Linked DNA regions of Homo sapiens: all the other regions are linked to region 2. The links are chromatin contacts, found by Hi-C or POLR2A ChIA-PET in ENCODE. All regions are on one chromosome and are shown on one strand. The core of a region is the stretch at or near the end of the contact, and the rest is flanking DNA. Distances in the headings are between cores, read along the strand shown.

Region 1 (3,742 bases), core at 685-3,184, 850 kb after region 2:
GTCTAGGTATTTTTATCCCTCTTTTTACAATTAATTCAATAACATCTGGAATTATCTTTCAATGAGTCAATACATATTTCTCATACTTAGAAATTATAGTTTAATATTTTTATCAATATTGTTTAAAATCTTGGTGTAACTTCATCTTATGTTTTCTATGTCCTGATTCCTGGCTATAGCCTTATTGATCATCAGCATCATTATTAATACTAATAAACTTGAAATAGTATTTCATTACTACATTAGTATAGTAGAATGCACAAGTGTACTCAAAGAAATGTTCATAGTTACTTCAGAAGAATCAATGCTTTTTAAATTTATACTTTAGGGAACATTAAAAGTATTGGGCATTATTATTTATAATGTTGAATGCAATCATTTTAATTCACCTACAACATCATAAAAATCTACATTTTTCTTTAAAACGAGTTGTCAGTTATTAACTTGTACAATGAACATAAGCTTTAGAGTCAGCTCACCTACATTTTAGTCTTACCTTTTTCACTATTTAGCCGAGTGAGGTTATATTGTTGAAGCTTTAAGTTATGCATTTGTAAAATGACAATTTTTTTAAACCAGTTTATTAGGTATAATTGGCATACAAATAACTGGACATATTTAATGTATACATCATGATGAGTCTGGAGACAGGTATATACCCATGAAACCATCACCACAATCAATGTCATATATTAGTCACTTACAATGGTTCCCCCTACCCTGCTTATTTATTATTAATATTTTTGTGATAATAAACAGCATAAGATTTACCCTTTCAGCAGATTTTTAAATATACAGTGCAGTATTGTTAACCATAGGTACTATACTGTATATAGTAGATCTCTATGACTTATTCATCTTACATAACTGAAATTTTGTGCTCCTTGATAATACCTTCCAGTTTCTTCTTCCCCTCAATCCCGGGAAACCATCATTCTACTCCCTGCTTCTATAATTTTGACTATTTTAGAATCCTCATGTAAGTTACAATATGTAGTATTTATCTTTTTATGGCTGTCTTATTTCACTTATATAGTGTCTTCCAGGCTCATCTATCTTGTTGCAAATGGATGGATGTTCTTCCTTTTTAAGGCTGAATAATATTCCATTGTTTTACATATATATGTGTGTGTGTGTGTGTATAAATTTTATATATATATAAAACATTTTCTGTATCTATTCATCTGTTGATGGACACTTCATTTGCTTCAATATCTTGACTTATTTGTGTATAATGCTAGAATAAACATGGGAGTTCAGATATCTCTTCAAGATACTGATTTCAGTCTCTTTCTTTGGATATATACCCAGAAGTGGGATTGCTGGATCATACAGTAGTGCTGCTTTTAATTTTTGAGGAACCTCCTACTATTTTCCACAGTGGCTGCACTAATTTGCATTCCTAGCAACAGTGTACAAGGGTTTCCTTTTCTCTACATCCTCACTGACACTGCTTCCTTTTGCGTTTGTTTTTTGATAGTAGGCATTCTAACAGGCGTGAGCTAATCTTTTGTATGGATTTGCATTTCTCTGATGATTGGTGATGTTGAGCACCTTTCATATGTGTGTTGGTCATTTGTATGTCCTTAGAGATATGCTTATTCAGGTTCTTAGCCCATTTTTAAATTGGGTTGATTTTCTATTTTTTATTTTTATTTATTTTTAGTTTTTGCAGTATTTTTGAAGATTTGTAGGAGTTCCTTATATATTTTGGAAATTAACCTTTATAGTATACAGTATCTTAGTCCATTTTGTGTTGCAATAAAAGAATATCTGAGAGTAGGTAACTTATTTTTAAAAAGAAGTTTATTTAGCTCACTCTTCTACCAGCTGAGAAGCTCAAGAGCATGGTACTGGCTTGTGGTAAGGGCTTTCATACTGTTTCACATTGTGGCAGAGAAAGTGAAAGTGGAAGCAGACATTTGTGAACATAGGGACACCTGAGGGGCACCCTAGCTTTATAAAAACCCACTCTTAATAGAATGAACTCATTCTGAGAGAATTAATCCAGTCTCATTCAAGACTGTGAAAGCAGCACCTACCTATTTATGAGGGATTCACACCCATAACCCAAACACCTTCCATGGGGCCCCACCTCCCAGCACTGTCACACTGGTGATCAAATTTCGATATGAGCTTTGGTAGGGACAAACAAGTCATAGCAACCACAGCATATTTTCTCCCATTCTGTAGGTTGCCTTTTCATTCTGTTGATTGTTTCCTTTGCTGAGCAGAAGCTTTGTAGTTTGATGCAGTCCCACGTGTATTTTTGCTTTTGTGGCCTATGCTTTTGTATCATATCCAAGAAATAATATCCAAGGCCAATATCACAAGGCTCTATGTTTTCTTCTAAAAATGGGAATATTATTAATTCTTCCTTTAGATGGATACTCTATAGGAAAGAAATGGTAGCATTTAAGGGATGTATAGGTCATAAATTTATACAAATATTTATTTGTAGTGTAATAATCCTAATTATCTCAACTTATTTTGATACAGTTTTATTCAAATGCAAATTTTATATTTAATTAAATGCCACAGTAAAAACTAATGTAGTTTAGAAATTATGTTGGGAGTGTATCTTCAATCAGTATTTTTTTTTTAAATACGGGGTCTCACTCTATTGCCCAGGCTGAAGTGCAGTGGCACAATTTTGGCTAACTGCAGGCTTTGAGCTCCTGGGCTCAAGTGATTCTCCCACCTCAGTCTCCCTCCTAGCTGGGAACATAGGCAGGCACCGCCACACCTGGCTAATTTTTTTTTTTTTTTTTGATAGAGATGTGGTCTCACTGTGTTGTCCAGGCTGGTCTTGAACTCCCAGACTCAAGTGATCCAAGCCCCCCTTGCCCTCCCAAAGCGCTGGGGTTACAGTCATGAGCCGCTATGCCTGGCCTTTTATGTAGTATTTTAAAAGTAGCTTGAAATTTTTCATAAAGTATATTTTTTGTTTTTATTTATTGATTGATTGAACAGTGTTTACAAAATGTTATTATGTCCTTGGAATGAATGCTTAGAATAGAATGGCAAGAAAAAAACAGTACAAAACACAACACCACAACCCCCAAACCTGGTCCTTGTTTTTAATGAACACATAGTTTGTGGGAAAGAGAGACATTAGTCGGCTGACTATGCAGGTAATATATGTCATGATATGTGACAAGTGATTCAAATATATTATGAGAGTACAGCAGGGATCTAATTTATATTAAGCCTTGGGGGAATCACTGGGCCTCTTTGAGAAAGTGACATTTAAGCTAAGACCTAAAGAAGGAGTAGTGTTTGCCAGCCCAAGGATAAGAATTCCAGCAGACACAGCTGTATAAGGTCCTGAGGTGGGAAAGGCATGTGTGGGTCCGATGTGAGATGGCCAGGGGTGAGCAGTGGGAGTTGATTGAGCTAAAACATTGCCAGTTGAAGGTGGAAAAGGCTGGTCAGAACCCATTAGATGTTGGCCTTTGCGGACCATGTTAAAGGTTCTGCATTTTTCCTAAATGCAAGGGAAAGCCTTAAAGCATTTTAAGTTGTGAGCAACATGAATTTTTCATGTTTCAAGACTTTTATTCTGTCTGCTGAATGGAGAATGGATTGGATACATCAAAGAGTCGAAGTGGGAGTAAGGAATAAATGTCAATGAACATGTCTGGGTGAGAAATAAGATTGAACTGGACTGAGGTGGTGGCAGCAGAGCCAAAGTAAAGATTTGAGCAAAATTTTAGAGGTAAATGATGCAACTGGTGGTGGA
Region 2 (4,289 bases), core at 484-2,983:
TTCAGTAGATACCACAAGCAGAAGAGCAAGCAGAAAGGGAGATTTCCGAGAATTTTAATGAGATGGGGGGCGGGGACAGTGAAGAGCAAAAAAAATGGTTTTTCCATATCCAAAAATATACTCAGCCCTGACTTAAAAAATGCTCTTGGCTGGGCGTGGTGGCCCACGTCTATAATCCGAGCACTTTGGGAGGCTAAGGCAGGTGGATCACTTGAGGCCAGGAGGTTGAGACCAGCCTGGCAAACATGGCAAAACCCATCTCTACTAAAACTACAGAAATTAGCCAAGTATGGTAGGCGCACCCTCGTAATCCCAGCTACTCGGGCTGCTGAGGCACCAACCTGGGAGGCGGAGGCTGCAGTGAGCTGAGATCGTGCCACTGCACTCCAGCCTGGGTGACAGAGAGAGACTCTGTCTCATAAAAAAAAAAAAAAAAAAAAAAAAAAAAGCTTTTTACATTTTCAAAAATATGCAGAATTGTCCTTGACTGTTGAACAATTTAAATCCTCCATTATGGATGTGAAGAATTTTAAGACTCTTAGTTTTTATCAAATAACCAAATGGAAATAGGAAGTAGCCAGTAGATTATCTCTACAGCTAAACAAAACAAACAAAGCAGAAACCTGCAAAAGACAAAGCATTCTTGAAAAATGAAGTAAGGTCCTAGAGAAGCTATTTCCACCATCCAACACCAGCTGAATTCCCAAATGGTTAAACTTTCACTATAAGTGCTACCCCACTCCAAGTAAAAACTACCTAACACATGGGAGTAGTAAACATGAAACATTGCTCTCATTTATTTAATAGTCGTCACCTTGTAAATAAATATGAGTACATCAGATCTCCAGTTATGGGGCTGGAAGATTTTTAGCATAAGGACAAGTAGGATGCAGAGGAAAAAGGGAGAATGGCTAGAGGCATAGCAAATAATTATTTTCTGTAACACGGAAGACTTTTATCCTATTTATTTACAAGGGAAACCCTCGATTACAACTTGTCTATTAGGTTCTGAGACCTTTTGTGAAATCAGACCCCCAAAAAAGCCGGGGGGATCTGTGAAAAACAGATCCAAGTGTATTTGATATTTGGCATTCTCCGGTGTCCCTCCCACTTGTCACTTTCTTTTCTGATCCGTTTCAGATTCATTCCATATCCTTTTCATATTCATTTTATGTTGATCCTCTTGTCCCTCCTCCCTCATTTTCGTGGTTCCTTCTCCCTCCTCGTCTCATTAAAACTCTTGCAAATCTCCCTTTCTGCTTGCTCTTCTGTTTGCGGTAGCTGCTGAAATCTTACCGAAGTGATGTATATTCTGAAACTTCTGCGGGTTTCTAAGTGACATTGAGCATGCTCAGTAGCTAGGGCCGGTTTTGTTCGCTTGGAAATCTCCCTTTCTGCTTGCTCTTCTGTTTGCGGTATCTACTGAAATCTTACCGAAGTGATGTATATTCTGAAACTTCTGTGGGTTTCTAAGTGACACTGAGCATGCTCAGTAGCTAGAGCCGGTTTTGTTCGCCAGCAGATGGCCTGATTCGACCTCTCCAAAAATAGACATTTTAACTCTCTGAACTCCTGTTTAAGGAAGGATGTAATTCGCTTTGCTCTCTCCTCATTTTCAAGGTTCAAAGGGAAGCTGCGAGGATTCCAAGGTCCCACCGCCCTCACAGCCAATGAGGGGCCTGGGAGGGAGGAGCTTGGTGCAGCTTGAGCTTCTGAGAGAATCATTCCCGGTAGATGCAGCGGAGTCTGAGCTCTGCTGCATCTGTCACAGCAGAACAAAATTAAAAACACAACAGTGGAAGAGAAACGCTGCAGACTATGGGACGCTGTAGGACTTTCTAAAACATTTGCTGGGGATTTCTGTGAAGCATGATCTTTTAAAACGAATTCTTTTGGAAGCCGGTTTGGGTAACTGGGAAAATGACACATATGCTAAATGCAGCAGCTGATCGAGTGAAATGGACCAGATCGAGTGCTGCTAAGAGGGCTGCCTGCCTGGTGGCTGCGGCATATGCTCTGAAAACCCTCTATCCCATCATTGGCAAGCGTTTAAAGCAATCTGGCCACGGGAAGAAAAAAGCAGCAGCTTACCCTGCTGCAGAGAACACAGAAATACTGCATTGCACCGAGACCATTTGTGAAAAACCTTCGCCTGGAGTGAATGCAGATTTCTTCAAACAGCTACTAGAACTTCGGAAAATTTTGTTTCCAAAACTTGTGACCACTGAAACAGGGTGGCTCTGCCTGCACTCAGTGGCTCTAATCTCAAGAACCTTTCTTTCTATCTATGTGGCTGGTCTGGATGGAAAAATCGTGAAAAGCATTGTGGAAAAGAAGCCTCGGACTTTCATCATCAAATTAATCAAGTGGCTTATGATTGCCATCCCTGCTACCTTCGTCAACAGTGCAATAAGGTACCTGGAATGCAAATTGGCTTTGGCCTTCAGAACTCGCCTAGTAGACCACGCCTATGAAACCTATTTTACAAATCAGACTTATTATAAAGTGATCAATATGGATGGGAGGCTGGCAAACCCTGACCAATCTCTTACGGAGGATATTATGATGTTCTCCCAATCTGTGGCTCACTTGTATTCCAATCTGACCAAACCTATTTTAGATGTAATGCTGACCTCCTATACACTCATTCAAACTGCTACATCCAGAGGAGCAAGCCCAATTGGGCCCACCCTACTAGCAGGACTTGTGGTGTATGCCACTGCTAAAGTGTTAAAAGCCTGTTCTCCCAAATTTGGCAAACTGGTGGCAGAGGAAGCACATAGAAAAGGCTATTTGCGGTATGTGCACTCGAGAATTATAGCCAATGTAGAAGAAATTGCCTTTTACAGAGGACATAAGGTAAGATAGAAATTAAGGTGATGGGTGAAATGTGAAACTGTTCAAGTTGCCACTGCAGTGCCAGATACCATCTGTTGTCCTGTCGATGGACCCACTTCTTTAGTGTCTTAGATTCCTCTGACATCTAAACCTGAATTAAAATATATGCTTCATTACCCCTTTTAACTGTAACCAGTTAAAGGATTATAGGGTGCAAACTTTTCTAAAGTTTCAGAAGAATAAAATTTGCAACACTCTAAAAAAGTCTACTTAGCCTCAGTTACTCAAATATGCTCAGAATTATTTCTAACGCATTTTCTTAAAACTTAAATCCCAACTTGGTAGGTCATCCTAAAGCACCTACCAGAAGAAAATATATATTTAGAAACTAAGACTAAACATATTTCCACTGAAATGGAAAATTTAGAATGATATTCTTTGTTGTTCCTTTGTTGTCCAAGAGGGGGGAAGAGCCAGGGTTTCTTATAGAAGACATTTTTAACAATTTTGCATGTCTGATCAATATGGAGCATCCCCATTCCCAAGAAGCGTAGGAGAGTGTCTCACAAAATGGCATTTCTACTACTCTTAGTTCATGTTCAGCACTGTACTTTGACAAAATGAAAAGAGGAAGTGAAATGAAATTTTGTCTAGCTTTGAAAAAAAAAAAAAGCTGAAATTAGAGAAGAAATGAGGAGTACAAAAGGAGTTTCAGAATGTTTTTAATTATTAAAGATTTTCAACATTAAGCAGATCCCTAAAACAATTAGCCCAATTATACATACTAACAGTGCATGAAGGTAACTTCAGAATATGAAATGACAGAAATTTTGAAGGCAATGCAATCTTAATTTAAATGACTTGGTGAATAAAATAAAGTATTCTACTGTTGAAGATGGCATGTCAATCACCAAGCAGAATTATTTAATTTTTAAAGCATCTGTAATTATCAGTGTCTTTAATAGCAGTAGCAACCTGAAAAATAATATTTAAAGTAAATTTAGGAATCCTACTCCCACTTGAAAATTGACCTCATATATTGTATTATATCATATTGATTTGTGATTCTTCTTGAACTATTGAATTCAATGATATAAATTATAGTGTGCTTAGACTTCTTGCATAAAAGACAAAATCCAACAAATTGAGTCAGTTCAAAAGTGGAGTCTATACATATATATGTCATGTGTCCATTTTCAGATATTTTTGGTGTAATCAACAAGGACAAAGCTCTAATAATTGTTTATTCATGTCTCATATAATATCATTTAATTTTAACATCTCATACATAAAATTTAAATATCATAACTATAAATTACTTATATGTATTTTATACCTAACATTATGTCCACTGAGTAGCATAAACTTTTAAAAATAATACACATGTGACCAAAACTAAATAATAACTAATACTGGTATTAATCTGCATTTATTGGTTAAGATGCATAGAT
Region 3 (4,036 bases), core at 245-2,744, 610 kb before region 2:
CCTCTCAACCATTAAGAAACATTGGCTTTCTGACTGCACCTCCAAGGAGTTCAAAGTCCAATTCTCTTTCTCTGCATGAGTTAACATGCAGATGACAAAACTGATTTCAGTTCCCCAAATCTCTAAGTGCTCCGAAGGAAGTTATCACCTTGGCCTATAATTTTGTTTTGACTGTAAATCATTCTTAATTACCATTTTTAAGGCCCCCTTTAAAAAAAAATCCAAGATACATAGCAAATTTCTGGGTTTCCTATGGTACAGATTGTAAAAGTTTCACTTCTACATGCATTTTATATGACAACAGTTGCAAACTATGAGGGTCTCATAAGACATCACTTTCTTTAGATACTACAAGGTATACTACAACTAAAGGCTAGAAATCTTTGAATTTTAAAAAGTGCTGAACTCTACAAGAGTTTGCTAGTGACAAAGTTGCATTTTATCACTATTAATTATTCCCCTTTTCCAAACTATTCATAATCTTCTCATCTAGGACATGCTCTGTATTGGGAAGATACTTGGAATAGTCAAGTCTAAACACTAATGAATTCATCTTGCCAATAACGAGACTAAAACCGAACCCATTTTTATCCTCCTTCTACCACCATCCATACTGTTGGTTTTATAAAGTTACTTCTTAAAGACACTCAGGGAACACATACTGGGGCTCTTCATCCCGTTTACATTGCGTAATGATTTAACAATATTCCCATCTTAAAATCACAGTCAGAGGTTCCTCAAGCCAAATTTTGGGAATAACCAAGAACTCTCGGCTATATTAACATTGCCAGTAAAACGTCTCCTTCCAAACAGAAGGGAGAATGAGTTGAAGTGAAAACAATGCCTTTACCTGCTGCACACTCGCGACTCTCATATAGGAGTCCAAGACGATCAACAGAGGCACATGGATATTTTTGCCTTGAAATAACTTGGAGGCTGGAAAACAAGTGGGTGGGGAAAAGAAGCAAAGTCACAATCCACAGCACCCCCTCTCCTTTTTAGTCTGAAACGGGGAGAAAAGTCAAAAAGGTGAAGACCTTCCTGAAATTCTCAGCTGCTTTCTGCCCTAAGGAAAGGATATGGGAGTTTGCGGCTCCTTAAGAGTCCGGGTTTGAGCAGGGTCAAGGGGAGGAGGACAAAATTTGCAAATGTAAGGAGGGGGAGAAAGTTTGCAAAAATAAAAGCACAGTTTATTTTCAAGTGATTACCGCGCTCGGAGTACGTGAACACCAGCAGATCCTCCAGGATTTGGACCAGCGTTTCTATCTGTTTTCCTTCCTGGACATTGTTCAGCCTGACTATCAACTTCTTCAGAGTTTCCTCGTCCTCTTCGCACCCCTGACAGCTGCCACTAGCCATGGTGGCACCTGCTTCCAACCCGCCGCCCTCCCAGCATGAACGTCCGCTGCTCAGGGAACCGGCAGGGGCGCCGGCCACAGCTCCCCGGGGGCGAGCTCAGCTCACCGCCCGCAGCCAGCGCTCCCCGCGGGCCCCATCGGCGCCCACGCCCGCCTGTTTATGAGGAAGGAGGCAGCTCCCCGCCCCGCGTTGCCCTCCCTCTCCGGAGCCCTCCTGCTCGGCTTCCTCCTCCCCCACTCAGGCCCCAAAAACGAGCTCAGGGGCCTGCCAGAGGCTCCGCCGAGGCGACGGGCCGCGCAGAACTCTGGCGGCGGCCGTGGGGCTGCTGGAGCCGGGCCTGGCTGGGATGACCGTGACCGTGGCCCCCACGCACGCCTAGACCGGACCCCGGGCGGACGCCGCCTCCTGGGACCAGATTCCACCGCAGCGGCGGCGCGGCCGGGAGTCGCGCGGGAAGAAACTGACTCAGCGGACTCCGCTGAGTCCACAGGCCCGGAGCCCCGCAGCGGAGGCGCGCAGTGCGCAGCCCGGCCGGCCACCCTCCGCGACCCGCCAGCCGGGGATCCTGCGGCCCCACGGAAGGTCTGGGAACTGGGAGCAGGAAAAATGAAAGCCGCCTATCTCCAGATCTAAGAATAGAAATCAGGGCGCTGGGAAAAGAGGACACCGCCCAGATGGCCCCTTTTAGGAATACATTGTCTTTAGAGTTCCACCTATAGGGAGATGAGCAATTTTCCCCCAAAGGATGGAAAGAGGGGTTAGCCATCAAAACTGCCCCCGCTACTCTTTTTTATGATTTTTTGTGACTGTTAGTGGGAGAGGAAATAAACATTGTTTCCCTGTGAGTTATCTGAAGCTCTGGTCACCAAAAGGCCACTAAATTAACTTTTGGAAATTTGAGTTGCACTAGGCAGGATCCTGATACTTGGGACACCCGAAAAGTAATCAGCTCTCAGAGCTATTAGAGCTGAGACAAAGGACAGGGTACATGAAATGAAAGGTGAAAAGTTGAGAGAAGCAAACCTAAATACTCTTCTCTTGGTATTCAGAAATACTTATGAGTATGGGTGTCTATAACCCCAAAGTTTTTTGGTTTTGTCTTTTGATTGTTTGTTTGTTTGTTCTGTTAAGTACCTAAGTAATGTGTTTTTAGGAAAAGAAACCTAGCAAGAACATTGTAGACAAGGCTAGGCAAAGATGATCTATCCTTCAGGTGATGTGTCTGTCCTCAAGATCACTTACAAAGAAGAGGATTGGACTGGAAGTTACTACTTCACAATTTTAGTTTTGTTTTCACATCTGTTACTTCAATCCTGATGACAATTCTGAAATGGATACAACTACTACTATGTATCCTTCTTTCACTAGTGAGGAAATTGAGATTTGGAATTGAGAAGTGAAGAGCTTTGCTGGAGTCACACAGGTGGGAAGTTGAGAGCCAGGACTTCAACCCAGCAAATCTCCTAACTCCAGGTAGAAGGTTCTTCATGCTCTACCACTTTAATAAGAATGCTCTAGACTTTGTTAATACATTAGATTAGTAAGATAGCAAACTCCTACTCAACCTGGATATTGGGTCTATGTCTTGTTGTTATAGAGTCTTTAACTTTTACAGAGACATGCTAAAATATTTATAGTTGAAATGGTTAGGATTTCTTTCAAAGTCATCCAGTGGTGGAGGAAAAGATGAAATGTGTGGAGATAGAGATAACGATAACAACTTTTGAATTGATAATTGTTGAAGATAATATGAGATGGGTTCATGTGGTCTGTTCTACTATTGTATCTATATAAAATTTTCCATAATTTAACAAAAAACTCCCAATCTTACAATATTTATCAGACCTACAGTGTATTATTTTCTAAGTTGTTTCTAAACTTGTTTCCATTTCTGATGACTTAATCAATGTCTCAAACATTTCTAGGCATTCTCCATCTCATGCATTCCTTCTGTTCCTCTGCATTAGTTTCTCCCTTCCTGTTCTACTGAATTACAACCTTGCAAGAAATTAAAACCTACCTCCCTTCCAAAGAAAAATAAATCTAAATTAAAAGATGTCTCCTAATTTCCACAATTCATTCATCCATCTATTGCCTATTTATTATCTACTCTATATTGGCCAGACTGTGAGTAGACAGTGTGAAAATATGAATTATTTGTTGGGAGCATTCTCCCATGAACTACTGCAGTGTTAAGGTAAAGTATTCTCTTAGTTTTCAAAAATGTTTAATTGATTGACTGAAATTCCAAGATTTATCAACTCTTCAAGTAGTTAACAAGACTGAAAATGAAGATTAAGGCATGAATTTATGATGGAAGCAGGGTTCAGTGGAGAATAAAATGGTGCTAGAACATTTGGCTAATTTCCTGAAAAGAAAAAAAATAAAACTGACATTACTAATTACAGCAAACATCAAATAGATTAAAAAGTTAAATAAAAATAACTTCAAAAATAAAATATAAATTAATAGTTATATAATCTTGAAAAAGGAAACATAAAAACAAAAAAGAAATCACATAAGGGTAGTATATGTGACTCCATCAAATTTAAATTTTCTGCAGTCAAAGAAAAAATACCCAATAATGAAACTAGAAGTCAAACGGCAAACAGGAAGAAAAAATTTGAAATACATATGATGAAATACAATTTGCCTTCAACTTTCAAAAGTTCTTACA

Evidence for each region. A loop is a pair of places that touch in the nucleus more often than their neighbours do. ChIA-PET counts read pairs that join two places held with the same protein, here RNA polymerase II (POLR2A). Pooled maps may share reads with other maps.
Region 1: a loop to region 2 is called in a pooled map, with 10 times the contacts of the local background. The contact joins the enhancer-like site here to the promoter of ABCD2 in region 2. A Hi-C loop is called at or near these places in 6 of 37 single-sample maps with no recorded cell type and 8 of 50 pooled maps.
Region 3: a map of OCI-LY7 shows a loop between it and region 2 (4-fold over the local background). The contact joins the promoter of LRRK2 here to the promoter of ABCD2 in region 2. A Hi-C loop is called at or near these places in 4 of 168 maps with a recorded cell type or tissue (B cell, GM12878, OCI-LY7 and 1 more), 19 of 37 single-sample maps with no recorded cell type and 15 of 50 pooled maps. POLR2A ChIA-PET finds 5 or more read pairs at or near these places in 1 of 52 experiments (OCI-LY7).

The regions. Positions count from the first base shown.
Region 1 is chr12:38,770,328-38,774,069 of GRCh38, reverse strand. All of the region lies in intron 7 of CPNE8 (copine 8), which reads left to right. Among named protein-coding and RNA genes, the nearest start is that of CPNE8, 130 kb to the left of the region's middle. Within about 2 kb of position 1,934, at least 4 of the 41 ENCODE cell types and tissues checked have a DNase peak (open chromatin) inside an H3K27ac peak, as active enhancers do.
Region 2 is chr12:39,617,247-39,621,535 of GRCh38, reverse strand. ABCD2 (ATP binding cassette subfamily D member 2) reads left to right here and starts at 1,733. Exons shown (of 10, transcript NM_005164.4): 1 at 1,733-2,859. The coding sequence starts at 1,921. RefSeq lists enhancers at 113-192, 1,422-1,941, 2,252-2,331.
Region 3 is chr12:40,222,455-40,226,490 of GRCh38, reverse strand. It overlaps LRRK2 (leucine rich repeat kinase 2), which reads right to left and starts at 1,494. Exons shown (of 51, transcript NM_198578.4): 1 at 1,209-1,494; 2 at 851-936. The coding sequence starts at 1,359. LRRK2-DT (LRRK2 divergent transcript) reads left to right here and starts at 2,669. Exons shown (of 9, transcript NR_186757.1): 1 at 2,669-2,832. It overlaps LINC01779 (long intergenic non-protein coding RNA 1779), which reads left to right and starts at 1,588. Exons shown (of 1, transcript NR_186584.1): 1 at 1,588-3,415. RefSeq lists an enhancer at 81-170 and a silencer at 1,369-1,728.